Regions from separate parts of the Mus musculus genome. Here all the other regions are linked to region 1. Evidence: chromatin loops called from intact Hi-C (ENCODE). Cell type or tissue: left cerebral cortex. All regions are shown on one strand.

Region 1 (4,000 bases):
TACTTCCAACTTGAAATAGAACTGCAGAGAGCCTCCCATTCTCGGGTCCCGCACACCAGCCTAGTTTCTGCACAACTCCTAGTTTGGCCCTGTGTTAAGGAAAACTGCTAATCAGACATTCAGCTTGTAATGAAGGCCAGGCACTGAATTAAAGGATCCAGATTTAGAAGAGCTTGCTCTCTGCTTTGCTCCTTAGAGGTCATTTTCCTCTGGCTTTTAAGCTGGTGGAAAGGCAGTTCCCTTCTGGGGAATGTATTTCACACTGTAATACCAGTGAGCTACTGTGCAGGGGCAGAGCTGTTTATTCCCAGGAGTCCTTTCAGCCACCATCTGAGAGACATCTTTATAACTATTTCACAAACATCATACAGATAACAGAACGGAAATACGGAGCTACCGTTTGCCTAAGGTCGTTTGTGTCACAAGTGGTAAAACAGGCATCAGCTTAAGTCTTCACTAGAGTCCTCCCACTGAGCATATTTTAGTGCTCCACCAACAGGGAGAGGTAGGATAAGAAACATGAAAGAAACGTCCAAAGCTGAAAGACTAGCTATTTTGGCAGCGATTTGATTTCTAATGTTACTTAAGGCAGCGGTAAGATTTCGATCAATCAGTCACCTGTCATTAAAGAACAAACGTGCGCTCACAATTCGCTATCTTCCCATCAAACAGTTAGACATAAATAAAATTTAGCAATTTTAATTGGTTTGGCACTGACTTTCAGATTTCCATATGGTTATTTTCCCTGTTTTATGTGAAACGTAATCGACTTAGCACTTGAGTCTGAAAGTCTTGGCAGAACGTATCAATTAAAAGCCACATAAATTAGAACCATTGGAAACACGCACTGCAAACTGAGTGACTGCAGGGACAAGATGTTCAAATGCTCTTTTCACAAATATGTTAATTTTTCTATAGAGTAACCACAGTTGTCACCCACGTGACAAATACTTCATCGACAAAAAAAAAAAAAAAAAAAAAAAAAAAAAAGGATTTTTTTTTTCTAGTATAGTAAAAGCTAAAATTCTATTTGCTTCTTTTCTGGGAGCTTCAGTGTTCCTGAAATAGACCTTTTCTGCATTGTTTTCAAGACAGATCTTTCCTGTCTCCTTATTTCTGAGACTGACGGCACTCACCACAACTCTGGAAACCTGTGGGGAAACTAAAAAAATGTAAGCACAGCAGTCATGATCATGAGCACATACTGCTGACTGCACTTTTACGTAAATGGCCACCGGCACTACAGGATGGCCTCTCAATTGTAATGTAACGATTAGAATCCTAATAAGTAGCTGCTAGCTGTTTCTAAGCCAGAGTCACAGTTTTTTTTAGATACCATAAATTCCTACAATTTGGAAACACACACACACAGACACAAAGAGAAATCTCAAAAATACAAAACGCATTCGGCATCACAAACTTAAGACATACATTGTTGCCCCCCCCCCCCCCCCCCCCCGTTGCTCCTTGGGACTTGTGTGCTTATTTCCCAAATACTGAAGTCCATCCCTGGTGCTAAAGTAAATCAAAGAGTCATCCATCAAGCCCCAAGTGGCTGCTGATGGAATTTTCACACTTACTTAGCTTGACTGAAGGCTCAAAATGTCCCGGTGTCCCCATTATTCTTTCAAAGCTATCAAATTTAAATTAAAATCCCTTAAAATATTAACATTTCATTATTTTGTATTTACTGGGTAATGAAAAGCATATTGAACGGGGGTGGGGGTTATAAGGGAAGTTGGTATTGATCCCATATTTACAGTAGACTATTTTGTAACAATAGATTCTCCTCTCAGGCAGAGATAACATCAGATTTTAAAAGCAAAGAAGTCTGGATCTTGCTTGTGTCCAGTTCCCTTACACTATTCTCTCTCTACACATTCAGAGTGGCCCAGAAATTTTCTTTGCATCTCTTGGATTAGGAGATTTGACCATAGGAAAGAGAATGTAACCCCCTCCCTCACTGCAATGGGTTATTTTATTGATTTTTTTGAGCTCTTTCCAGTGTCTTCTTTTTCAGGGACAAGAATGTGAATTTCTAGAAGTAGCCTTAAAGGAAACCTTGAAGGTCATTAGATTCCACACAATGAATGCCTCCATTCAATAAGAGCACTGCCCTCTTTTTGCCTACAAACCCTTTATCAGCAGCATGCCCCCCCCCAAAGGGCCTGCACTTTAACTTGGTCCAAACAGGTCACATTTCTAAAATACTTAACTGTCTCAAATATCTCTGGTCGGCAGCACTGAGTCACTACTGCTGCCACCTCCACAGTGTTTCGGGCTAGATCGACCTCTTTCTAGTTTTCAATGGAATTATTCCATGTAATCCTATTTACACAGCCATTTAATCAAAGCGGGAAAAGAGATTACAGGGCTCGCGCTCGTTTTGCAAAGAGGGCGCAGGGATCATCAATCCTACTGACTCTCAACTGCTCTCTGCTTTGGCGTGTTGGACATTAACCTTGTCCGTCTCCTGTTTTCTTGTTTAAATAAGAAGACTTGGTTGGACTCTCTTCCTGTACCAGAGGCTGCTGCACTCAGAGCCGCCACCATTATTCATGTGAGCGGATGCTACTTTTAAAAAAAGGAATAGGTACCCCACCCTTGTTTATTATTCCACCAAGCAGAAGGCATGTACACACCAAGCAATCACGGCGAAACTTTTCTTTGTTGCAGAAACCCTTAACATCCTCATTTCAAGAGCAGGGATTTGAGGTGTGATGCTTTGGGGTAAAACTAACCTGCACGCAGGGCCAGATACCTGCCTTCCCTTTCTCCTGAGCCTGACTCAGGGCAGCTGCTCTAAGCAGAACACCTCCAGGATGCCAGGCCATGCTCCCTCCCCCTATCTGTTTCCAAGCCAGGAAAAGGTGCTTTATTCTTGCTGTTTCCTCATGGGTCGGTATCCCAGCCTAGATAGCTATTTAAAATAAGACGTCCTATGAGTAATTTAATAAATTACCTCCAACACACTGATGCCTTCATCAATGCTGAAAATGAGCACAAAACCTCCCATCCCATCCCCTTCCATACATTTCAGAAATTTACATCACCTATAGAATGGAGGGAGCAGGGCACCTGAAAGAACAGCTTTACCCAACCTGCTGCAGACAGAACACTTCAGAAAGGAAGAACCATGAAGAGGTAGCAACCGCGAGGGTAGAGGGTAGAAAGAACTATAGAGGAGAAAGAATTACTACAGTGGCTCTTTCCACACATACACCCTCCCCCGTCAACGAAGAAAAGACATAATTGTACCCCCGGGCTATGTTTTATGCATAAAGCGCAATTTAGAGACCCTGGGCATTATCTCAATAACTATCTTTAGGAGGTGCACATTAAAAAAAAAAGGAGAAGTAGGAAGAAGAAGAGGGAGGAGGAGGAGGAGGAGGAGGAGTAGAAGAAGAAGAAGAAGAAGAAGAAGAAGAAGAAGAAGAAGAAGAAGAAGAAGAAGAAGAAGAAGAAGAAGAAGAAGAAGAAGAAGAAGAAGAAGAAGAAAAGAACTTTTGCTGTTCTGTAATGGGAGAGGTTGTCTTGTCATGCAGTGTGGAAGTACTACTACTCCATCTAGAGCTTTCTGGAGGGCCCACCCAGAGCTGTGAACCCGGCCGACACCGCAGGCTGCCAAGTTTTCCCCGCCTGCCGGGCAGGTTCTGCACCCCGCCTGGCGCTGCCGCCTAGGAGCTCTGGGTTGGCTTCGCTCCAGCGGCTGAGCCCGCGTCCGCACCGCGTCCCGCGCCCACCTGGGGACTGCACAGATAAATCTGCCTGCGAGAGCGAGCGAGGGTGGCGCGTGGGAAGCTGTTTCATAATCTCCCCGAATCCACGGGGAAAGACCTCCGGTCCAAAAAAATTAAAAAATTAAATAAGAAACCCAAGCCTTCCCGGTGATAACTCCAACACCCAGGCGGAGGAAGCGTAGCCTGCATCGGCGGTTTGCCACTGACAGCTTCAAACTTCGCAGCTGCGGCTGCAAACTTGCCACAGGCTCACTCTCAGC
Region 2 (4,000 bases), 380 kb after region 1:
AGGATGAACTAGATTCATTCCTGTGTTTTAAAATGATTCCTCCATCTTTCTGGCCAGTGGCAAACCTTTGGTCTTCAACAGCAGAGTATAATTGTTGCGGTTTGGGTATAGATTTCTATGCTGCCTTTGCTTCATACAGCTTTGGGTCCTGGGGCTTCTTTTTTAGTCCTTGGTTCTTCATGGACCACATAAGAGTAACCATAACTCATAACGTATAGGCTCTCTGAAGAAATTAAGATTCAATTCAGAAAAAACATGAAATATGATCTTCAAAACAGAGTAAGCCCAAAAAATGTAAGGTATTACTATTAAGGTGGCAATTATCGTATTACAGCAACATAACACACAACGTGTTATACATAGTAACAGAAGTGTATAACATACACTACAGAGGCACAGTACTCACATATATGATATATACCAGGCTATGGTACATATGCATATACTTAAGTTCATGCACGCACATATGCATGCACTCACGCATAGACACACAAACACACACACACACACACACACACACACACACACACACACATGTCTGTTCCTCAGAATCTGCAAGGAAATAATTCTAGTTCATTCCCCTTAGGCCATCAAAATTTGAAGCTCTTTAAATTCTTTATTTAAATAATATGCTATTTGTATACAACCTACCCACATAGTCCAATATACTTTACTTCATCTCTGCATCATTTCTAATGCCTAATACAACACAAATGCTACGTAAAAGTTATTACCACCTAGGGAATAATCACAAAACGTGTTTTTTCATATTTAATAAACACACAGTTGTTTTACAAATACTTTTGCTCTTTAGCTGGTTGAATCTAAGGCTACAAAACTCACAGGTAAATAGGGTAGATAGTATTATGTGTATATCATGATATATGCATTATTTGTAAATAATATATTCCTAAATATAGCATATGTTATTGTCATGTATGTAATTATACTGATGTGACTATTATTATAACCCCCTTCTTTCTGTCCTTACACATACAGAAATATGGCATCAAAAGGGCTACTTGATAACTTAAATTCACCTTCATTGCTGCATTCCCAAAGTTAAAGTGATAATAATTAACTGTCAGATATTTTCCCGCTTTCAACCAGTAGCTCTAGAGAGCACACACCCTCATGCAATAAATTTGATTGGAAACTGCATCATAAAAGATGATGCAAGCCACTTTTTTCTTCCTGATAGTTGAGAGTTTCTAACTGCCTGAAAATGGGCGTCAGGTTCTGCCCTTCATTGAGTGTGTCTTCCATTCCTTTATTTCAGAATGCAGTTTAAGATGTTGATGTCTGCAACCATATAAATAAAAACCTGAGTCCCTAGCCTCACAGGTAGGTATGCCTACAAGGAAGCTTCTAGTTTGTTGCCTTTGTAGTTCTCTCCTGTTCTTGCACCCAGAAGGGTGAGTATATGTGGTTGCAAGCACGGACACCATTTTTGAAACACTTTTTTTTAAAGCAAACAAACAAAATCCACTTATTATTCACTTATGTTCGTTTGATCACTACCTTCTGGGACTTAAACCCCTTCACCTGGAGTTTAATGAACACTTCCTACAAAGGAAAGAATTAATGGCTAACCATACTACAGAGAAGTTAGCTTATTTTAAAAATGTCATCCTCTTTGTAATGCAGATCTATGTATATGGACCTCTCTGGGAAAATACAAAGATAATAAGCAAACGAAGGTCAGCATAGTGAATGGGGCGAGTTTTCTCTTCTGGGTACCAGCCAACTGAAAACACTTCCGTCTGCTTTGCAGCGCCAGAGGAAGCATTCTCATCTTCTGCACAAGAAGGACGACTAGTGGTCAAAGGGCGCGTTCTCCGTTCGAAGTTAGAGCCTGCACCCCACAGAACTGCAGTGCAGTCGGCTTTTCTGGTCCTTAGTTTCCATGTATCACTGAGGATAATGAGGCCAGGAAGAGGAGAAGGAAATTAATTACTCAAGGTTCTCTGGATATTTTGTGTCAGATCCAGGTCTTTTTCTTCGATTTAATTTTCTTTGGTTGCGAAGGTGCCGGGTAAGATAATTAGACCAAATTCCTTTGATAGAATTTAGAATTTGGGTTTTTTTGTGAAAGGACGAGTTTTAACCAGTGTGGGAAACAAAAAGAGTAAGAACTTGAGAATAGCTTGGTTAAAGAATTCTAATGAAGATTTCTCTTAGTTTCTGACAGTCTCGTGACTCTCTGAAAAGATGTATAGTCTGTGTATATTCTGTCTTGCGCATGTGCTCTGAGACATCTTCAATGGAGTCATTGTTGAGCAGGTAAGTAGAAACTTAACCAAGTTCTCAGTCCTTTACTCTACACACACAATCATCTCATGAACCTCATAGCCAAAGACCTACATACCTTGGCCATAACTGAACGCTGTCATTAATGCCTGATTCTGGAAGTAGTTGTGTACCAGCAAGCTCCTGAGTTTTTGTTAAATTTAATACTTTCTCTGAAAACTTGGAAGAGTTAATAGGCGATGTGTATATTTAGAAGGAATTGTTTAAAGTTCAGAGCTGAACCAAAGATCTCTGCGACTCAGCTAAGCATTTTCTTTTCATCTCTGAGTGATTCTTAAGTCTAACTTGAAACGACCCTGTGGGCAGAGGACTCCCACACAAGAGAAAAAAAAATCTTCCTTGAGGTGAGAATGCAAAAACAATACAGAGTGTCAAAGGAGAACTGAGAAACGTCCCCTTGAACCAACTGAACTGAGTCATTAGCCAAGAACGGTTTGTGAATGAAGGAATTCTGGTATTTCTGACCTCCCACTCAACGACATCCCAAACTTCATTCTTTTCTTGTTCACAGCTTCCAAACACTGTCTCCACAGTAACCATACTCTCAAGAAAGAACAACACGTGCAAACGTCTGAGACGATGATGTATTCACCGTTAACTTTAGTCTGGTGGGCTGCTTATTTTTGAGACGGAGTCTTGCTATGCAGCCCAACTTAGCCTCCAGCTCAAGGTATGTCGGCCACCTGAGTGCCGGGATTACATATGTGTGTTACTACAATTTTCTCTATGAATAACTTTGAAGAGTACAAAATTCCACAGGTTTCACCAAGCACAAGGAAAAGTCTCCTGGGAGAGATGACTGTAGAAGGGAACTCTCACAGTAGAAGATACTGGACTTGGTGCAACCTGTTCCATGCATGAAGCTTCTTGTATACTCATTTGAAAATATTCTTCTTCTATGAGAAGTAGCAAGCACTACCAACTCCCTGCCATATAGCAATGGTAAATGGCCTGTCCTACATGAAGTGCTGGTGGTAGCTAACTGTTAGGAGAATGGACTTAAGCACTTCTCAACATGAAGCGTATCCAGTGTGCCTTGAAGTATACTGGATGTTGGCAGCATCAGGAAAACAAGGCCTAGAGTGTGGACCTGTAGTGCTAGTTACTCCAGAGGCTGAGGCAGGAGGATTACAAGTTGAGCTTGTGAATCTGGGCTACCAGAGAGTACAAAAGTGGCCTGGGAAATTAACAGGTTCCATTTCTAAATTTTAAAATGGCTGGTTTATAATACAGTGGTAGAACACCTATACAGTACACACAAGGCCATGGTTTAATCTACAATTGAAAGGAAGAAAGGAGGGGGGAGGGGGGAAGGAAATCATTCCAATATATTCAGCAGTCGAAACTAAAGGGAGAATTTGAGTGCACTGCTTGGCACACTTAGTACCTGCTTTTCCAGCAGAATTGTTGATAACATTCTAGTTTGGATGGTAAACTATATAGTTCCCCTACTTATTAAGCAATTCGTGCATGCTAAGCATTATAGATGCAAGATATTCTCTATCATTGAAGTGTTAACTTCTGTCCCGTGAAAACAGACAAGTAAACCTTTGTGATGTGTATAATGTATACACTTTGCATGTTAGAGATTAACACGTAATGTTTTCAAACTTTACCCATGGCTTCTTAGCTGCAGACTGAGTCCGAATGCTTGTCAGAGTCCCCGGGGGTGGGCCCATGATAAGTAGTC
Region 3 (4,000 bases), 160 kb after region 1:
GTGTAAAAGCCCAAGAGACAACTGCGATAAAGGACAGAGACTGATGGTGTCATGATCACTTGCATGCTTATTTTGTAAAAGAAAGTTTGTCCCAACCCACACATTTTTGATTCTGAACGGGAGGGGATGTTGTGAAGAAAGAAGGACATGAATGGCACTCAGCACCATCTATGACAAGCCAATATGCAATCAAATGCCTGTGGGATACCGTGGGAGATAGTAATTCATAAAACATTCCAGTAAAGATGACGGAGTCCTTCTCATTCCCTTCACCTAACACTAGGGCTTACTTTCAACTATCATCCTTCAGGAGTGTGGGACTACATCTAGAAGAATTTAGTCAGTGTCTGATATTCATACAGTATGATCCCTCCATTTTCTTGAATGATAAATGTTCTAGTCATTTTTATATATGGAAAAAATGCACTGTACCAGGCAGATGAGGGAGTGGAATTATGTTGCAGTGCATTCAACAAATATAGGGAAGAGGAAAGAAGACTTCTATTAGCAGTATGTTGGGGGGGGGGTGGAGATGATTTCAAGGTGTAAAAGCCCAAGAGACAACTGCGATAAAGGACAGAGACAGAGAGGGCCTCCTTAGCCTAATGCCTGTTGCTATAGCTTCATACAACACAATACATACGGGGGCGTGCGCGCACACACACACACACACACACATACACACACACACACACACACACACTCATACACAAGCACACACTATCTCTCAAAAGCCTTTCCTAGCTTTCCAGCCTGTTTTCTGCTAATGAACTGCTAACCTCCCTGTAGCAGCCTCATGCTCTCTTACTTTGAAGCCTAAAATGTCATAACATGTGTTGCTTCCTGATAACATCATTTTCATTTAACAGCTCATTTGCAGTATGTTGGTGACTTTGCTGAGATCCTGCATATCCCAGTGGTTCGTCATTCAATTACTCTATCATTGAATTCTTAGTGTATGTATCTACGTTCCTCTGGGTTATGTATACTTTGAGCATGGGGCTATCTCTCCTTGTCACTTATAGCTCTTAATTTGCTACACTGTCATATTCCATAATACCTAATCATTTAAATACTTTTTCTGTATATGTTGTGGGTGAATTAAAGCCCTAGCACCTTCATTAAAGCATTTTCAGAATACCACTTTAAATTTATTATCAATGACTTTATTTACCTACCTTCCTATACTGATTAAAAGTTACAATAATATAAAGAGGTTTTGGAATTTTAATAAATGTTCTATAAAATATATATTACCTCACTTGTTGGAAAATCTGTTTCAAGCAATATCATAGTGGGACCAAATACAGTTTATAATACTATTTATTTAAACTTTTGTTTGCTTCCAGAGAATATAATGCATTGAGGGAAACAGAAAATATTCAACTTCTAAATTTAAAGCTTACATTTCGCCAAATATTAAAGTTCCAAATAGAATTATGTTTCGTGGTGGACATGTCCTGAGCCAGTGTACAAATTCTTTCCTGTTGTTTAAGAATGTATCAGTGATGCTGCATGGCTTTATTGTGTCTTGTTTCTCTCCCAAGGCTGAATTCACTACCAGCAGCCCAGGAGGTTGCCATATAGAAAAGTGTAACTCTATAATCACATAGGAGGTGTGAAAAGAGGGTGGCTTCTAAGCTACTCAGAGACATCCTGTCTCAAAATGACTGGCTTGAGGTACAAGAGTTGAACTATGATCTGTGTAAGACATGTGAACTAGACATTTACTACAATAAAATTCCGCTGAATTTTCAAAGGTATATTCTGCATTATTAATGTAGGTGTTTCTTGCTTCATCTACATAGTAGGATACTTCAGAATATAGACCATGCTTTGGAAGGCAGCCAATGCAGAACAATTCAAGAAGTTAAGATTCAGTGTCTCCGTCACCATCCTTGTCCAGAAGAGTAGGTGTAATTTGCTGAACATCCATCTATCTTTACCCTTGGAAACGTGAGTAATGTTCTTACACTTTTAATTTGTACCTATTCTGTATGTTAAAAAGCCTATGTACATAGCTGGAAATTAAATGAGCCGACATCTAGGCTTGAGATTCAAATAGTGGCATGGGAAAATATTTTTACTGCAATAAACGCATCTCTGATGTCTTTAGGGGAAATTGAATAGTATTTTATTGACCAAGATCAAACAATCTGTAATTACCACCCAGAGGCACAAGGGAAAATTGCAGCAAGTAGAGGCAGCATTGGGTTGCATCACATCAGCAGACACCATTTTGGTCTATGCCCGGGCATTTCCATCAGGAGCTTATGTAAGTTCCTCAAGGAGATGCCCGGGCATAGACCAAAACCGTGTTTGCCAGGAAGTCCATTCTATTAGGGGTTGCGTATCCAGGTTTTAGTTGCCTTATCTGTCATCTGGAGGGTGGTGTTCTGTGGCTTTTAAGGTGTTCAACAAGCTCCAGATAACGAGAAAGCAGAAGTCTTTCTGGTTTCTTCAAATGAAGTACTCTTTTTTTATTTCTAACCCTTTATAAACATACAATCTGTCAATCTGTCACATATATTACAGATATCTAATACATGGGTTGCCTTTGATTTTTTGATTGCTTTGTGAAACTAGTCATTGAACAGAAGGCACACATGCTTGACCACTGAGCCATGAGCTGTTATTTTTATTTTTGGTACACACACACACACACACAAACGTATCACTCATACATATGTGTGTGTGTGTATGCATGCATGTATTTAATACGTATTTAATTCTTTTACATGGAACCCAGCAACATGTCTTTGTTCCCTCCTAGATAACATGTATCAGTTTTTCTTGAGACAGATCAACTTTCCATTAGGACCTGACCAAAGATATACTTCTTGTGATTTCCTACTTTAGACCCTAACACTTCAAAATTACGACTACATTCAGTTTTGGGTGTTAGATTATCTCGGCTGATAAAATGAGCCAATTCAAGCAAAATTAAAGTATAAAAGTAGGTTTATTGGGGGCATCCTTTGGGCAGGACCACTGGTCCCAAGGAATGAAGCTAGGGAACTCACTATGTAGAGAGAGATGTAAGAGGGGGAAGAGAAAAGGAGAAAGAGGGAAGGATTAAGGGAAGGAGGTAGAGAGGGGGAGATAAGGGAGAGAGAGAGAGAGAGAGAGAGAGAGAGAGAGAGAGAGAGAGAGAGAGAGAGAGAGAGAGAGAGAGAGAGAAGGAAAGAGAGAGAAGAACCAAAATGCCTGGATTCTATAGAAAAGAACCTCTGGGTGAGCAAAAGCCCAGCCCCTGGGCTGGGAGTTCAGCATAGAGGGCAGGGTATGCCAGCCATGCCCTGTAACAGGTAGAAACTGAGGGATGCTGGGAGAACCTGGAGACCAGATCTGCTTTTATGTTAAATATGCACCTCAGCCACTTGTCCTAGGCCTAACCCAACATCCCAGCTTTTTGTTGATAAACATGAAAAAAAAAAAAGGGCAATGTAATCTTCTATGACTACTTCCAGCTGACACAGAGGCATCATTATTGGGGGTCCAAAGGCTGGATTGTTGGCTAGGTCCTGGAAACCAGGCTGCCGTCCAAAGTCTGTAGGACCATCTGGGGCTAGGGACATGAAGGGCCAGTTGAAGCAAACTGGACCAGAGCTGCAGTGAGTAGCCACTTCAGAGCTGTCCTGGATGCAGAATTTGAGGAAACACCTGAACTTGGCAGGATGCTGTAACAAACAGAAAATAAAGTTAAGCAGTTTGGGGGAAAATGTTTTCTGAGTGTAGATGTCAAACTTTTAGGCATGTGGTCTTAGAAGTTGGGGTGGGTGAAGCACCAAAACCAGGGAACAGAAGCAGGGATCCCACCCTTAAGGATAGGCAGGTGAGGACACAGATTGTACTTTCCTGGGCCACCCCCTTGTTCATGATGCCCACGTAGTCGTCTGTGACCTTTCAGTGTGTAGACTCTAGTACTCTAAGCTTGTCCCATGCCTGTTGTTGACATTCAAGCCATTCATAACTCAGTCATAGCTGATTGCTCCTTAGA
Region 4 (4,000 bases), 430 kb before region 1:
CATGTACTTTAAATAATCAGCTCAAAGTTACTATCAGAGCAGTGAAAGGAAGTTATAACCCAGTGGCTGCCCCTCTGCTGCTTTGCTGTATTAATTGGCTGTTGCAGTGGTGCAAGGAAAAGGTCATTGGATATACGGTACCACAGATCCATGTATGTATTATGTATAACAACTTTACTAAACAAGTAAGGTTTTAATATGACTGTAAGATAAAACAAGCTGCCCTACTATTATGCAGCCAAGAAATGAATAATTTTCTTGACCACACTAGAGTTAACAAAGTGTATGGTCGGATTGAAATGGATTGTTATCTTGTATTGTACGAACCGTTGACCTCTAAAACGTCTGGTTTATCTGACTTAATACAAAGATAAGTGTAAACAAAAAGCCAGAAATAATTCATAGTTGGCGTGAGTGAAATCACTGTATGTCTTTCAGTGTCAAAAGTTGTATTAGCATTTTCAGATACTTGTAGTGCTTGCTTTTGTGTGTGTGCGTGCAGGTGATTTGATATGCTCTCTATGTAAATAAGCTGGCCTTTAACTCACGGGATTTCACTTGCCTCTATCATGCACACATTAAAGACATGTGCCACCATTCATGCCCTGCTTGCTTTTTACATTTTTATGATTTAATTTGTTATATTAGCAAAACTTTCAGCAAAATCTTAGGTTCTGTGTCACTTGAAATAAGTCACTAGGAAAACTTTGCATTTTTTGTTTGTTTGTTTTGCTATTGTACTGTCAAATACACAAACATGTTTTTTCTCTTAAAACAGATTATCCCTGGTAAAAAATATGCAGCCAGAATTGCCCCTAATCACCTAAACGTTTATATCAATCTGGCCAACCTTATTCGAGCAAATGAGTCCCGCCTGGAGGAAGCGGACCAGCTGTACCGACAGGCCATCAGCATGAGGCCAGACTTCAAACAGGCTTACATTAGCAGGTACCATCTCAGAGTTACCACTGTAAAATTGAAGCTATAGCTGCATGAATGTTTCAACTAAATTACCACGGTGTTCTTTTAGTGTTCTTTCTTGACAGCTATGTGCATCAAGGGTGTGCCTTGTAGTAGACAGATAGTCACACTTAGGCAAGTTGAAACTAACAGGGGAATCATTACAGTAGCTGACATAGGTTCTGTTTGAAAGAGTTCTAGAAGCAGCCCCATATAAACATTATCATATTCATGCTTCAGGGACAGTGCATGTTAAACTTTCTTTTACATATTGAGCATGAACCTTAAAATGTATAACATTGTTTCTCTGAGTAAAGTATATTCTGAATTCAGCTTTTTGAGATTAAAATCTATTCCTAATGCGGATATTGTCTTTGTTTCCTCGTCCAGTAGTCAATAGGTTGTACATTATTTCATGAAGACTTTGGTAGTCTCTGCATTAAAACAGTAACCTTGGTCTCATGTCTAGAAGTTGCTGTATTTTTCTTGGTAAAAATAACTTCAGTAGTTTTAAGCAAATTTACTTAATTTTTTAAGTTCTCAAACTCAAAGTGGAACCATATGGAAAGATAGGTAAAAGTTTTTAAGCTGCATGGTTCTAGTGTGTTCCTGAAAGCCACCTGTAGGTGGTACAAGTGCTCTCCTAACCAACCATTTGGAAATTCAGTTCATTCATTCATTCATTCATCTGTCTATCTGTTTATCTGTCTGTCTGTTTTTGAATAGCCATTATATGAGAATGTTTTGAGGGAGATAAGTTAATATATGTGCAGATTTCACATTTCTAATTAGTACAGTGAGACACATCAGATTTAAAGATGAGAAAGTCTCAGTAACAACAGCAGTTTTTTCAAGTGTTCCCCTGTTATGATCTGACTTACTGATCTGCACTGTAATTAGCTGCTACGCCTCCGAGCAGTCTAGTTGGCTTTTTTAAAGATTCATCCAGAGCAGCTTCCCTCTGTCGCCCTTTCTGATTGCTTCTCACACTTACTGTCCAGTCAGGCATGCACTTTCCTTTTATAGTATCTGAAAGCACATGCAGCTAGATTTGCTGGAGTTCAGACTTGAGGCTGCTTTCAGAAAGTGATTTTTTTAAAAGTCTGTTTCTGTCTAAAGAGGTATTTATGGTGTGACATAGTAAGATAGTCCTCCTTGTCTGTTTGTTTCCCACAGGGGAGAGTTGCTTTTAAAAATGAATAAGCCTCTCAAAGCAAAGGAAGCATATCTTAAAGCACTAGAGCTGGACAGAAATAATGCAGATCTCTGGTACAACTTGGCAATTGTTTATATTGAACTTAAAGAACCAAATGAAGCTCTGAAGAACTTTAATCGAGCTTTGGAACTGAACCCTAAACATAAGCTAGCACTGTTCAATTCTGCTATTTTAATGCAGGAATCAGGTAAGTTTCCTGAAAATGTCTCTATTTAATCAATTAAAATACTGTAAATCCCATAATAAATATTTTGTGGCCAGGCTGTTTATTGCAAAATAATATACATAATACAACGTATGAATATTTAAAATACTTGACATAAAGTCCTTTCAAGTGACATGAAGAGGCATATGTGGGAGGGTTACTTGCATGATTTTATAGAGTATAGTGAAAGTAACGTTTCAGAAACCATCAGCCAGCACCTCTAATACCAGCATGTAATATCATTTTATTCATTTAAACATAGTAAAACTACTTGTATAGTAAATATGAAGTCTAAATACTGTAGAAATTTTTGGAAAATACTATAACTGTGTTAAGTATCCCAGAGCACTATCGTTTTTCAATCTCATGTTAGTTTACTGTGACTTAAAAGGAAAATACTTTTGCATATCTTTATTTAGTTTGTTTTTCAATTATTGTTGTAATTTCTAGTACTGTTTATAATTTAGTAAACTAACATTAATCCCAATAGTGTCTTTAAACCATATTTTATGTGGGAATATTTTCCTTCACAAGACAGCAAAAATTATTTATATTAATTTTTATGTTGTAAATATCTTCTTTATTAGGTGTTGAATATATTTCATTAAACTTTTCAGAATTGAAAGCTAGTATTTTGTATTCTAAAATAAAAATTGCTCATTATCCAGCATATATACATAAATACATACATACACACACACATGTCCTATAACTATTAGAAAATTCAGAAAATTAATCCAGAGAAATTAAAGAACTTGTTTGGTTTATAAATTCAAAATACTAACATAACTGTTCTTGTATATACATCTTTGGAAATCCTTTGCCATACACATATCTACTCTTCTCTAATGCCCTATTAGATTCCAAACTAAAAGATTTTCTTCTCTTGGTATCTGGAGTACTGATCAAAGGTTTCAGTCACATTGTCTTTCCTACTTTCTTTTTTACTTTATTATTCATACATAAGATAAATTGCTTTATTGCTGTATTTTGTAACCTAACAAAATACATGAATGGTTCATTCATTGATAATTTATTTCCTTTAAATAAAATTACTTTTAGGTGAAGTTAAACTCAGACCTGAAGCTAGAAAACGGCTTCTAAATTATGTAAATGAAGAGCCACAGGATGCTAATGGCTATTTCAATTTGGGGATGCTCGCCATGGATGACAAAAAGGATTCAGAAGCTGAGTCTTGGATGAAGAAAGCTATCAAATTACAACCTGACTTCAGAAGCGCTTTGTTTAACCTGGCACTCCTGTATTCGCAGACTGCTAAGGAGTTAAAGGCATTGCCAATTTTAGAAGAGCTGCTTAAATACTATCCTGACCATACCAAGGGTCTCATTTTAAAAGGAGACATTCTGATGAACCAAAAGAAGGATATACCTGGAGCTAAAAAGTGTTTTGAAAAGATCCTGGAAATGGATCCAAGCAATGTGCAGGGGAAGCACAACCTGTGTGTTGTGTACTTTGAAGAGAAGGAGTTACTAAAAGCTGAGAGGTGTCTTGTGGAAACATTGGCATTAGCACCTCATGAGGAGTATATTCAACGCCATTTGAGTATAGTCAGGGATAGAATCTCCTCTTCTGGTATTGTGGAGCAGCCACTGGCCCCA
Region 5 (4,000 bases), 460 kb before region 1:
TATTCCCCTGGCTATAAGACCGGATGATTCCCTGAGGTATTTATCTGCACTGCCTGTCAGGTCACTTTGGAGTGAAACGCTTTGAAACGTAATGTGTGCTGCTCCACAGTCCGAATCTCAGCCATCATCCATGCGTGAGAAGCGTGCCGTAAATGTCCCCATACACCTAGTCTGGAGGCTTTCCAGGCCTCAGTCCTTCTGGTGACGAGTGAACACAGTGTGTCATTTGTGTAACTCTTTGATCATTATCTTAATAAAGTGATGACTAGCCAGAAGATGGGAGGTACTTTAATAATCCATGGTTGTTTGTTTTTCCTTTCAGGAGAGAAGCCACAAGTCATACAGGCCCTTAACGGTGTTGACATTTCGCTTAAATTATCTCCTCAGTGAGCTGAAACCCATGTCTTACCACCTCCTGAACACAGTGTTCCACGCTGTCGTCAGCGTGATCTTCCTTAAGGTCTGCAGACTCTTTCTGGATAAGAGGAGCAGCATGATTGCGGCTCTGCTCTTCGCAGTGCACCCAATCCATACCGAGGCAGTAAGTACGGCTGCACAAGCACTTTTTACATCTTAAGCAGTAAATATTCCTAGTTTAGTACAGTCTTATTCTCCCATGCACAAAGTCCAGCTTACCTAGCATATAAAAATTTTAAATTTAAATTAATGTTTGAAATATAGTGTTGTTCAAGAGTGTATGTGTAGGTAGTGATTATCACAAGCATGCACAGCTGAGCTTGTGTCCCTAACACCCGTGTGAACAGCCAGGTGTGGGAGCAGGCGCATGCAGTCTACAGTGTGAGGGAGAGTCACGGGGATCCCTGGCCTGATCTAGACGATGCCTAAGTTTGGGGTTTATGGAGAGGACTTTTCTCCAAAAAGCAATGTAAATGGACTGGAAAGATGGTCCAGTGTTTAAGAGCAGTTGTTGCTTTTGCAGAAGACCCAGGTTTAGTTCTTAGCCACATGGTAGCTTAAACATTCAGAAATTCCAGTTCCAGAAGATGTAGTACCCTCCTTCAGCCTCTTCAATCACTAGGCATGCACACTTAATACATGTGAGCGCTTGTATATATAAAATAAAAATAAATCTTTAAGAAAGAAGGAAAGTAGAGAGCAATGGAAGGAAACTTCCAACCAACCACACACACACACACTCACACACACACACACACACACACACACTCTCTTGCACACACATATGCTGACAAGCATACACAGGGAGAAATCATATATAGATTGCATGTATGTACACACATTTGTTTGTATATATAGGTAGATATATTATTTTTATGTTACTAATGAAAAATACAAATGAATGTAGTTGTTCCTATGATATGTACAAACTAATTTTTCTTGGATACATTGACACGCTAAAGATGCCTCTCCAGGGAAGAACTAAGAACACTTCTTTCATTGCTTTCTTGTGAGCTCTTCTTCCTAAGCAGAACAATGTTTGAGTTTGCAGGTGATTTTACCTCTCTGCCGGTGCTGGGACTATGTGGTGTCCAGCCGAGCTTTGCCATTCATATCTAAAAGAGATAAACTGCTTTAACTTGGACATTGCATTCCATTGCTTTTAAAGGCAAGCTTTTGGAATTCTGTGTCCTTTTAATTAAAAGCTTTTGAAATTTCTTCTTTGGTTTGCAGATTAGCAAATTTATTGCTTCAAGTTTCAAAAAAAAAAAAAACCACTCATTTTAAGAAAATAATGCAGGGATACTTAAATTTTTAAAGAACATACTGTGTTTTAACTACATAAGATTTTATGATAATATGAAAGATATTAAAGAATACACAAAACCTAATTTTTTGCAAAGTTAAAATAAATGATACCTAAGCCCACCACATGAGGGCGCTCATATCCTTTAAAAAAAAAAAAAAACTACAGCAAACACCAGAAATCTATCCTTTAGAAATATAGGTTTTAGATTTAGATTTATGCACAAGCATACACCATTTATTCGTAAATCAGTAAGATAACATTTGTCTTACTATTTCAGATAATTATAGTGAGCTGTTTCCAAGGAAAGGATGCGTTTTTAGTGGAGGTCAGCTGTGGCCTCCTCATCTGTCTTTCAGTTTCCAACTTTTTTCTGCTTTGGAAACAATTTATTTGCATTTTCTTTTTTCTTAAAAATTTTAAGGTAAAAATTATTGATTTTACTTTATTAACACAAAGGAAGCGTATGTTTTTGGTCCAAGATTGCAATGGTTAAATATTTTATTTCATTTTATTTCATTTTATTTTATTGGATTTTTAAAATTTTTTTTTTAATTTATTATTATATGTAAATACACTGTAGCTGTCTTCAGACACACCAGAAAAGGACGTCAGATCTAATTATGGATGGTTGTGAGCCATCATGTGGTTGCTGGGATTTGAACTCAGGACTTTCGGAAGAGCAGTCACTGCTCTTCAGTGCCGAGCCATCTTTCTAACCCACAGCTATTTTCTTTATTTACATTTCAATGTTATCCCCTTTCCCGGTTTCTCCTCTGGAAACCCCCTATCCCCTCCCTCCTTCCCCCACTTCTGTGAAGGTACTCCCCTCCTGTTATTATACTTAGTAGGTTTTCAAGACACTGCATTAAAATGAATGTCCTGTGTTTCTCTTTCCAGGTCACAGGTGTTGTAGGAAGAGCGGAACTCTTATCATCTGTCTTTTTCCTAGCTGCCTTTCTCTCGTATACTAAGTCAAAAGGACCAGATAATTCCATAGGTACATATCTACCACCGTCTCTTATTATAGTTATGGAACTTGATCAAATAACTCTATTTATTTTAAGTGCTTCTTAATTAAGATAACATTTGGAGTTTGCCTTTATTGTTCTGCCGTATGTAATTGACGTGTAACATTGCCAGTAGTCTTAAAAATTTCATGTAATTTATATCTTTGTCATTACCCAGCACGTTGTGTTCTCTGTAGTCACATTTAAATGATCAAATAACCCTAAAATGTCAGTTTCAGAGTAACTCTGAGTTTTATGCTATCACCTATAAACCAAAAATGCAAGTACGGACTCTTCTATTGTGTGCGCGCACGCGCGTGTGTGTGTGTTTGTGTGTGTGTGTGTGTGTGTGTGTGTGTGTGTGTGTGTTGGAGTGTAGGTCCACTCTTTAGACTATCAGAGAACAACCTCCAGTAGGGTTCCTCACTGTGTGTGTGTGTGTGTGTGTGTGTGTGTGTGTGTGTGTGTGTGTGTGTGTGTGTTGGAGTGTAGGTCCACACTTTAGGCTATCAGAGAACAACCTCCAGAAGGGTTCCTCACTTTCCACCCTGAGAATTACACTTCTATTGCATGCGTGTGTGGGTGTGTGTGTGTGTGTGTTGCAGTGTAGGTCCGCACTTAAAACTATCAGAGAACAAACAACCTCTGGTAGTGTTCCTCACTTTCCATCCTGAGAATTGCTCACTGCTATGTGCTAGGCCACAAGCTCCCGAGAAATCTGTAGTCTTTTTCCATTTTGGCATAGTAGCAAAGGCATCACAGCATGGTTGTCTTTGATAAATAATAGCTAGCAGCTCATGGTTCTATTTAAGTAAACTTTTAAGCCTGCTAGGGTTTCACTTTTATTATTTGTCATCACAGGTAGATATTTATGAGCTCCTGCCGTATAGTTTCCTCTAAAATATATTTTATATATTGCTGCACTGTTTTTTTTCCCTAAGAGTGTGGGCATAGTGGTCAGAAAAAAAGGCTTTCTATATAGTCTTAACCTATATTTGGTCAATATTAAGCTCCCAGGTTTATCCCCTTTTTCTTTTGGTGGTAGCATCTCAACGTTGAGTACCGAGGCATTGTGAAGGTGCAGGTATCTCTAGTTGAACTTACTGGGAACTAGAGATGTAGCTTAGTAGACAGCATTCTTATTTACTGGTCCCTGGGTTCAGTGCCCTGCACTGCCTAGAACTAAATGTGGGGACACACACCTGCAGTCCCAGCACTTGGGGGACGAGGGGCAGAAGTTTAAGGTTATCCTCAGTAAAAATGGTGG
Region 6 (4,000 bases), 48 kb before region 1:
CAGAGGAACAAGCCTAGGTTGTAAGGCACCCAAACAAACACACAAACTAAAAAGGATGCAACCCTAAAAAGTAGTGCATGCATTACAGACCAGTAGCTCCTAACACACTGATATGGGGCAGGATGTCCATGTTGTTTTAGTGTCTCTAAGACTGTTAATGAGTAATGCACAGAAATCAGTTGAACACATTAAACTAAGTAGCCATGCATGGATGATAAACACTGCATGCTCTGGGAGGGACAGTCTGAGCAACTGCCGTCGTGTGACACCGTAGAATGCGTACATTCCACAGAATTAGTAGGAACTATCAATCATATTTGAAAGAGGACATGTGTCAAGGGGAAGGGTTACTTATTCAAAAATTTGAACACCACAAAGATGAAGAAATGACTGAGGGACTTTTGAAGGAGACTTAAGATAAGATCCGTTGATGTCCTATTGGAACTAGAACAAATTACCACTGAGCTGGTAATCAAGATCAAGGGTATTTTACAGTTCTTGAGGCCAGATGGATGAAATAAATCTTACTTAATCTCAACTCAAGGCGCTCATCAGGGGTGAGGGAGAACTTTGCTGTGGCTTTTTTGGCTCTAACAGGCCACTCGCCAGTATCCCTCTTGCTCCGGCTTCAAACTCTAAAGCTAGCAGAGGACTCTGCAAATCTTGTTCTCTATCTTAGACAGGTCTGAATCATTCTTTGAAAAGGGTGCAAGTGCAATGACTGGCCCCATTTGACAATCTAAACTAATCTCTCCACCTCAAAAAATTGTAACTGAATTACTTCTCAATCTTAACTGAAGTACTTATTCAAAATCCTCTGAGCCAGATAGATGAACTGGACCAGATATTGCTAGGGAAACAATATTTATGATATTAAAATCAAGCTATTGAAGAGATGGCTCAGCAGTTAGAAGGTACACTTCTCTTCCAGGACCCAAGTTCAGTTCTCAGCACTCATGTTTAGCGATACCTCTAGCCTTTATGAACACCTGTACCGTGTGTGCATGCACAATTTAAAAATAATAAAAATAAGTCTTTAATAAAATATTAAAATGTAAATCATGATAGTGGAATGAACCTATACCAGAAGAAAAGAAATGAAAACGCAAAAAGGATAAATTTGAAGACAGCCAAGACATTAAAGTATTGTTGCTAAATTTACTAGAGTTGAAAATATGTTACTGAAAGGTAAGGTAATAATTCCGTGTTTAAGAAAGACATACTAAAGTATTTAGAAGCAGGTGGACATAATTTATTTGGAAAAAGTGATATAGTAAAAATATCCGTGTCGATAAAATGTTTTGAGAAAGCAAATAAATGCAGGGAAGAAAAAAGCTGAGCCTGTAGATCACGTGGTAATGTTTGAGTATTCTGAAAATTATTCTGTACAACTAAGGCATTTCCAAAATACGTCAAAGAAAACTGTGACTCTAATTAAAAAGGATGAGCAATTAACTCCGGCATCTTTTGGTTTAAGGGCTGATGTACACATCCTAGGGAACACAGCTGTGCAGCCACATCCAGCACCCCCACGCCCATTCTTTCTATAGTAACTGCTGGGTGAACGAAAGACCCAGGAGTGTTCATTCACGGGTTCAGGGGAAAATCCTACCCATCTGGCTGTATTACAGTCTTATAGTTGTGAGGATTTTGAATTGGCGATTATCAGTGGATTCGAATACCAACTGGGTGACCACCACAACCTGCTATTTCTGAGAGAAACTCTGCTAGGTTATTTTCTAAGAAGGCCTGTGAGGAAAGCAGACTTTCCTTTTCAGTCTTTAGCTGCTTTTTACAATAAAAGTGAAAAATAAACTGTATCCTGCCCAGTGCCCAAGGCTGACTTTTATTGCCTTGGCCCCAGGGGTTCTTTCTGGCACCAAGTCCCACTCCGCCCTTCATTGTTTAAAGACAAAAGATTAGGCAGCTGGGACTCTGACCACCAACAAATCTCCACAGGCCACTCAACTGGGAAACGCCTCTGGTCTTGGCAGAAATGAACCCTCTAAAATGAAGGTAAAGGGTAAGACCCCAGTTTCATACTAAGCCCTCCGAAGCAGCTTCATTTTTTTCCTGCCAACTGTGGTGGCCAAGAACAATGTTTCTCAGTAGTTCTACGATAGCATGCCAAGACCAAATAATAGCAGGCTTCTCTCAATTGCAGAAACACGCACAAAATATGTGGCAAGAAGTCGGCTTTATTTTTACAAGCCTGGCTCTAGCTATCACCAGCCCATACTGAAATTTATGATTTAGCACCCGTCTATGATTAGACCAGCACGAAATCATCTATTTAGTTATTTCCCAGCTTAACACTTGCTTTGCAAAGAGCAGCAGGATTGCTTTGAGCAAGTCTGGCGATCACCAAGCTCAAGGGGGCTGCAGTCCGGAGTGGGACGGCTTTATTGCCTAGAAGCTACCTTCTAGCACTTGGCTCAGCGTGGTAATTATTCTTCATGTCCCCATTTTCAGTAACCCAGAGTGAAGAGTCAGATGTCTGGAGCAGGGTGGGATAGGAAAGGGAGGGGTGTTCTTTTTAGGTCTGTTGTATACAAACTGTAGAACCCTGGTCAAAATAAGTCTAAGCTGTAAACCTCCTTGAGTCCTTTGTAAAATATGAACAAGTGTACCTACTGTGTGTGGTTTCTTCTCACCCTTGTGTGTGTGTGTGTGTGTGTGTGTGTGTGTGTGTGTGTGTGTGTGTGTGTGTGTAGGGGGGATGGTGACATCATTTTGCAAAAAACGTGACAAAAAGGCTATGTACTTTCCTCACAATTCTTGCAAAGATGTTTATTTGTTTGTCTGTTTGTTATTTTTGCAGTGCTGGGAGGGAATCCAGAACTTTCCAAAGGCTAGGCAAGGACTCAAACATTGAGATGAGAGTTTTTTAATTTGTCAGTGCAGGAGGCTCTTTAGTGTTCTTCACTGAATGCTTGCTAAGTGATCAAATGACTGCATTGACTAGTTTTCAAGCTGCTATGACTTTACATTTCTCTTTGCAGAAAACCCCACTACCTGAAGGGACAGACAATGCCCAGGCTTGAGTATAGCTGGTCCAGCATGAAGATACATGTTCTAGGGAGTTCTAAAAAGCATTGGGCAGTTCGTGCTAAAAATGCTTATCAAGCAAAAGAAGGATAGCTGCAGACACTCTCTTGAAATGAAAACCTTATGCAGTATTTGAAAGGTATTTTAAAGAACAAAATAATATACTTTGGACTGACTGATCCACAAAACCCAGAAACAGCACGTGCATAATCAGCATGCTATGAGTATTTATTGGGCTTAGGGGAAAATGAGAGTTGCAAAAGAGAAAGAAACACAAATAGCTTTACATTTACCCCAGGATTACAACAGCTACAGTGAGTCAGCATGGAGAGCACCTGTTGAAAATATGTGACTATGTTGCAAGTTGCAACACATAGTATCAAACTGCATTAACATCACATCTTTCCAGATAGCAAAGTTTTACGTCTTAGGAGTTTATAAAAGCATGTGGAGTTACTATACCTCTTTTTGGTCTACATAACCCTAGTAGAGTTTGTCCACAGCCTAGCATTCCAAAATTTACATAGAAACAAAATTACAACCCCATACTTTTATTCAAAACCCATTGCATGGCTAATAAGCTCAGAAATAAAATAAAATATTCCATACTCTTAATGGCATAGGAATAAGAGTAACATATAAATGAAACATTGCCAAGGAGAAAATTTAGCATGATTTTACATTCAAGCCCCTTTGAGAGTTGCAGAGAGGAAAAAGAGACATCCGTTGCTAAATCTAACCAAGATGAGCCATTTTCTTTTAGCATGCAGGCATAAAACACATACTGAAATGCTCATTGATAATCTTAGCAGCAGCTTGAGGGGGAAATTAAAAAGAAAAATTATCAAGACAACGAGTTGATAATGTCTTTAATGTGGATGATCACGAGTTACCCATTAGCTACCAAAATGCAAGTCAGAAATGTGTGAAGTACATACCAAAACATCCATCC
Region 7 (4,000 bases), 180 kb after region 1:
TTTTTGTTACTCTGGAAAGGGCCAAATTACAGGAATGAGATGAAAATGATCTCCCTGCATGCACCGGCTACACTCCTTTGGTTTTGTGCAGAGGCCCCCAAATCCAACCACAGGATGTCAGTGAACTGAGTATCTAAATGTGCTTGTAAGAGCTAGGGCTTAGGCCACCTGAAAGTATCTGGTGTCTCTTTTATTTTTTGGCGAGTTTGCAGATTTCCTTACAAATAGCACTACTTTTAAGTGCTTATGCTATACAATCAGTTCATGTGAGGACATACATTCCTTCCTCAATGCTTTACACCTTTTAGAGATTTTAAAGGCCAGATACGCTTACACTCTCCACAGTACCGATGGTATTAAATGGTCTGAGATTGACTCATATTTATATAAGTCCTCGTATTATAACTTAAATGCTGCAACCAATCTTCTGATCCCTGACACTTCCTAAGTTACAACAAATGGCCTGCTATACTATTTGGGACATCAGGAATCTAGAATCACCTGACAAGTTGGAATATATACTTCATTTTGCTGTTTTCCTGGGAGGGTTAGCTCAGCTCTGCCAATTAGCTGGCAATATCTAGCTCCCTCCTTTCTTTTTATTTCCTTCTTCACCTCAAACATGGCTGTCCTATTAGTCAGCAGTCAGTAATTTTTGCTTTAAAACAATAGTTCCCAGCTTTTTCCTTCTCAACAAAATGTTATATATGAAGATGTATACAAAAGTCTTCACTAAAATAGGTTTTTTGTTTGTTTGTTTGTTTTGTTTTGTTTTGTTTTGTTTTGTTTTGAGGTTTATGGGAGAAAGCAGCCCTAAGTAAGTTCTAATTGAGGAATTAAGATTCTTGGAAAGGGTAGAAAATGAAGGAGGGAAGAGACGGAAGAAATAAGGAAAGGGAGAAGGGAGCAAAGATGTTAACGAAAGGAAGGACCTGGAGTCCGTATCCAGCTACATCTCCAGGGCAGATTGTCACTGCCATACGTTTTGTGAGGTCCTCTCTGATAGCCAAGAAGAGGCAGATAACTTGGCCAAGCTCTTTCCCCATCTGAAAAAGCTGCCCTTATACGACAGAGTGTTAAGTGCTGGAGCAAAAACTTGAAACAGAAAATCACAGCAACCTTAATTTAGAAAATTAAAATCATTCCCAGAATCCAAGGCATTTGAGACCACTACTAATGCGTTTCCTGCCTAAAAAACACCCTAAAGCAAACAGACTAATGAAAGCGATAATACTTTTAATAGTTATAATTACAATGACCCTAAAATGTAGAGCTTACTTACTCTCCACCAGTTACTGCAGTAGGAATTTTTTAACATATATTCTCTTCTATTCTAACCCTAACAGAGCCCAATGCATTACTTTCACTTATAGTATGTCATTGAGTAGTAGTGCACACCTTTAATGGCAGCATACAAGAGGCAAGGGCAGGTGCATTTCTGTGAGTTCGAGGCCAGCCTGATCTACAGAATGAGTTCCAGGACAGCCAGGGCTACAGAGAGAATCTCCGTCTGGAAAAAACAAACAAACAAAATACAGTAAAGAAACTAAAGCATGAAATAAGGAAGTTATTAGTTAATGGTCTTAGTTTCTTCTCCTATTGCTGGGAACATCTTATGTCCTCAGAAAATTTTTCATTCTGGGTAAAGAAAGGTAGCTGGTGAAGCCCTGTAGACTGTGAACATAGTTTTACTGGTACCCCTGGCATCATTCCAATATCAGTTCCAAATGGCTGTTATCAAGCATAGAATTAGGATATCTCTTAAGAGGCACAGCAAAGGTCCTTATTACTGTCAATCACAAACATTCATGCCTAGAGGAAACTCATTATAACTGAGTTTAAGAAATTCATACCCCAAAGAACAAAATATACCACAGTTAGCATTTAACACTTCATGACTGTCCTCCTCTGTAGAAAAGCCAGCCCCAGTTTTCCCAGGCAGATGGGCCTTTTTTTGTGAAAGACTGAGACTGCATCGTGTACCAGCTGAGAGCCAACTAAGGCATCTGCCCTGAGACCCCGAGTGGCCTTGTTTTTGTCCCTGGTTAGTCTGTGGGAGCAGCAACTCCACTTGAGTTTCTTGTTGTTTCACAGGCACTGATACAACACAGACTTCTTTCTAGTCCTTCCAAAAGCCGCTCTTGGCAACAGACACTGGTATACACAAAGACATCTACATCTGGTAAGGCTTGGCAGGAAGTGGAAGGGATACATCCATCAACATCAATGACCGCTCTCAGTAAATGAAGTTCTATGGAAGAAAACTAAAGCACTATATGAAAAATCCATAGTGTGTTAAAAGCTCAGCTGACCTGTCCAATGGATTCACACACTCCTGAGTGTCTGCGACATGCGAGGCACTTCTCTTTACAAGCTTGAAAGGGTAGAAATCAATAAAGACAAAAGTATTAAAAGCGCTATGTCCTAAGTGCCTTGAGACACAGATTGACTCTGATAGTGAAGGTTTTGAGTAGGAGCGAGCATGCTAACACATCTAGGAAGTAAAGAACTTCAAGGCAAAGGAAATAGTGTGTTCAAGGCTGAGGCAACAAGCTGGGTTTGGTGTTCTGAGAGAATCTCAACTCTGCGACTCAGATCCAGTGTTAAAGTAGCGGTAAATCCCCCTGAGGGTAACCTTTTGGTCACAGGAATGGAATCTCTGACCTGGTCTCACTCTTTTAATATTCCATTTGAGTCGGGTCAATCACTTAGCTACGATTTACCTTAAGCTATGATAAAGGCATAATTAACCCCTTAAATTCCTGTCCACAGTATAGTCTCTACGAGCTGAGCAGTCATGAGAATCATCTGGGTCTGTTCACCTTTCGCAGTCCTGACTCACACAGCGAAGTTTCCTCTCCACTCCTTTTTCTCTGTTTCTTGAAGATGCTGGCAAACATCTATGTATGCTTTATCTGAAATTTTGGGCTACCTTACTCCTCCTCTAACCTACTCTTGCCTTGAGGCTGTGCTTCCCTGTGGACCTCTCTCCCAGAAACTCAAATGTCATGACATTTCCCTTCCTCTTCTCTATTCTCCTCCTGGGTAGTTGCTTAGATTTACAGTTTGCTTGCCCTGGGGAGTTGTTCTTTTAAGCTCTTATAAAATTTCCCCCACACTTCTATCTTTATCCACCCTTAAATTATCTTATTAGTGAGTTAATGAGACTAAGAGCCCTAATAGGCAACCCCAATTTTTTGGTATCATGTGGCAAATAAGAAGAAACACCCCAAAATTCCAAAAAAAAAACATTAGCAGGAGTGAAATGACCTGCAGATAAAATTGAAACAGCTAGTAGCTTTTGAAATGCCTTTTGGTATCAGCTTTTCAAGGCTGTGTTCAAGAATGCACAGAACATGTAGCTGTGACTTCAAGAACAATGATGTTTATTAAAGATGGTTTTCATTGAGTATTCACTGTGTTCTGGATAGTGTGTCATAAGCCTTTACTTGGATTGTCTCTGGACAGCATGAGTAACCTATTACCATGGTGGGGAGAATGTGTTTTCTAAAACATAATCAACAATATGTTACCGAGAAGAGGGGCGTTGGAGACCTCTTTAAAAACTGCCATAAATATAGCTGATTCTAGTATTTATTTCTATATTCAATGTGACATGTTGGTAGTGGCAAAGTTTATCACCTTGTCTTATACCAAGTTATATGTGTGGGTGCAGAAATAAGATAACAAATAAATAAATGTGACTGGTACTTTTGTTCATTGAGCACGTGGTTTCTAAGGGATGCAATGCAGTAACCATGGTTATACCAGCATCTCCTGACTGATGCTCAAACAGCAAGTGTTCATGAAAAGCAGTGGGTACAGCGAGAGCTGCTGGCCATGGACAATGCTCTAGTATGGTGAACCGAGAGCTGCCTGGCTTGGAGATGTTACCACAACAGGACCATAAGCAAAAAGGAGAAGTATGTCTTCACATCTTTATTTTAAAATGTTCATTTTTAAAAATAAAACTCATTAATAGCAAACTCATACTAAATCA

What was found. A loop is a pair of places that touch in the nucleus more often than their neighbours do. Peaks named below come from ENCODE experiments on the same cell type or tissue, not always from the same donor. Only the 100,000 strongest peaks of a DNase experiment are listed, where the experiment ranks them.
Region 2: it touches region 1 in a loop (5-fold over the local background); 14 of 42 quality-filtered maps call a loop at or near these places.
Region 3: it touches region 1 in a loop (2.0-fold over the local background); 7 of 42 quality-filtered maps call a loop at or near these places.
Region 4: a loop joins it to region 1, with 2.3 times the contacts of the local background. A loop is called at or near these places in 3 of 42 quality-filtered maps.
Region 5: a loop joins it to region 1, with 6 times the contacts of the local background. A loop is called at or near these places in 4 of 42 quality-filtered maps.
Region 6: it touches region 1 in a loop (2.6-fold over the local background); 9 of 42 quality-filtered maps call a loop at or near these places.
Region 7: a loop joins it to region 1, with 1.9 times the contacts of the local background. A loop is called at or near these places in 8 of 42 quality-filtered maps.

Annotation. Positions count from the first base shown.
Region 1 is chr10:100,016,246-100,020,245 of GRCm38, reverse strand. The region is part of intron 1 of Kitl (kit ligand); the gene reads right to left. Among named protein-coding and RNA genes, the nearest start is that of Kitl, 2.4 kb to the right of the region's middle. In left cerebral cortex, CTCF peaks have their summits at 1,588 and 3,638; DNase peaks (open chromatin) are centred at 2,522, 2,788, 3,166, 3,821 and 5 more places; H3K4me3 peaks cover 3,384 bases; H3K27ac peaks cover 2,871 bases.
Region 2 is chr10:99,639,798-99,643,797 of GRCm38, reverse strand. The region is part of intron 1 of Gm20110 (predicted gene, 20110); the gene reads right to left. It also overlaps the pseudogene Gm18409. Among named protein-coding and RNA genes, the nearest start is that of Gm35101, 19 kb to the left of the region's middle. In left cerebral cortex, a CTCF peak has its summit at 1,816; DNase peaks (open chromatin) are centred at 1,814 and 2,853; H3K4me3 peaks cover 203 bases.
Region 3 is chr10:99,852,762-99,856,761 of GRCm38, reverse strand. No RefSeq gene overlaps it. Among named protein-coding and RNA genes, the nearest start is that of Gm35437, 48 kb to the left of the region's middle. In left cerebral cortex, no CTCF peak of the experiment used is centred here; a DNase peak (open chromatin) is centred at 1,931.
Region 4 is chr10:100,447,187-100,451,186 of GRCm38, reverse strand. It overlaps Tmtc3 (transmembrane and tetratricopeptide repeat containing 3), which reads left to right. Exons shown (of 14, transcript NM_001110013.1): 12 at 779-948; 13 at 2,137-2,363; 14 at 3,444-4,000. Among named protein-coding and RNA genes, the nearest start is that of Tmtc3, 38 kb to the left of the region's middle. In left cerebral cortex, a CTCF peak has its summit at 1,577; DNase peaks (open chromatin) are centred at 1,607 and 1,971.
Region 5 is chr10:100,473,098-100,477,097 of GRCm38, reverse strand. It overlaps Tmtc3 (transmembrane and tetratricopeptide repeat containing 3), which reads left to right. Exons shown (of 14, transcript NM_001110013.1): 3 at 323-541; 4 at 2,624-2,723. Among named protein-coding and RNA genes, the nearest start is that of Tmtc3, 12 kb to the left of the region's middle. In left cerebral cortex, a CTCF peak has its summit at 1,837 (motif pointing right); no DNase peak of the experiment used is centred here.
Region 6 is chr10:100,064,133-100,068,132 of GRCm38, reverse strand. It overlaps Kitl (kit ligand), which reads right to left. Exons shown (of 10, transcript NM_013598.3): 3 at 3,987-4,000. Among named protein-coding and RNA genes, the nearest start is that of Kitl, 50 kb to the right of the region's middle. In left cerebral cortex, no CTCF peak of the experiment used is centred here; DNase peaks (open chromatin) are centred at 1,540 and 1,960; H3K27ac peaks cover 467 bases.
Region 7 is chr10:99,833,164-99,837,163 of GRCm38, reverse strand. No RefSeq gene overlaps it. Among named protein-coding and RNA genes, the nearest start is that of Gm35437, 68 kb to the left of the region's middle. In left cerebral cortex, no CTCF peak of the experiment used is centred here; a DNase peak (open chromatin) is centred at 2,034.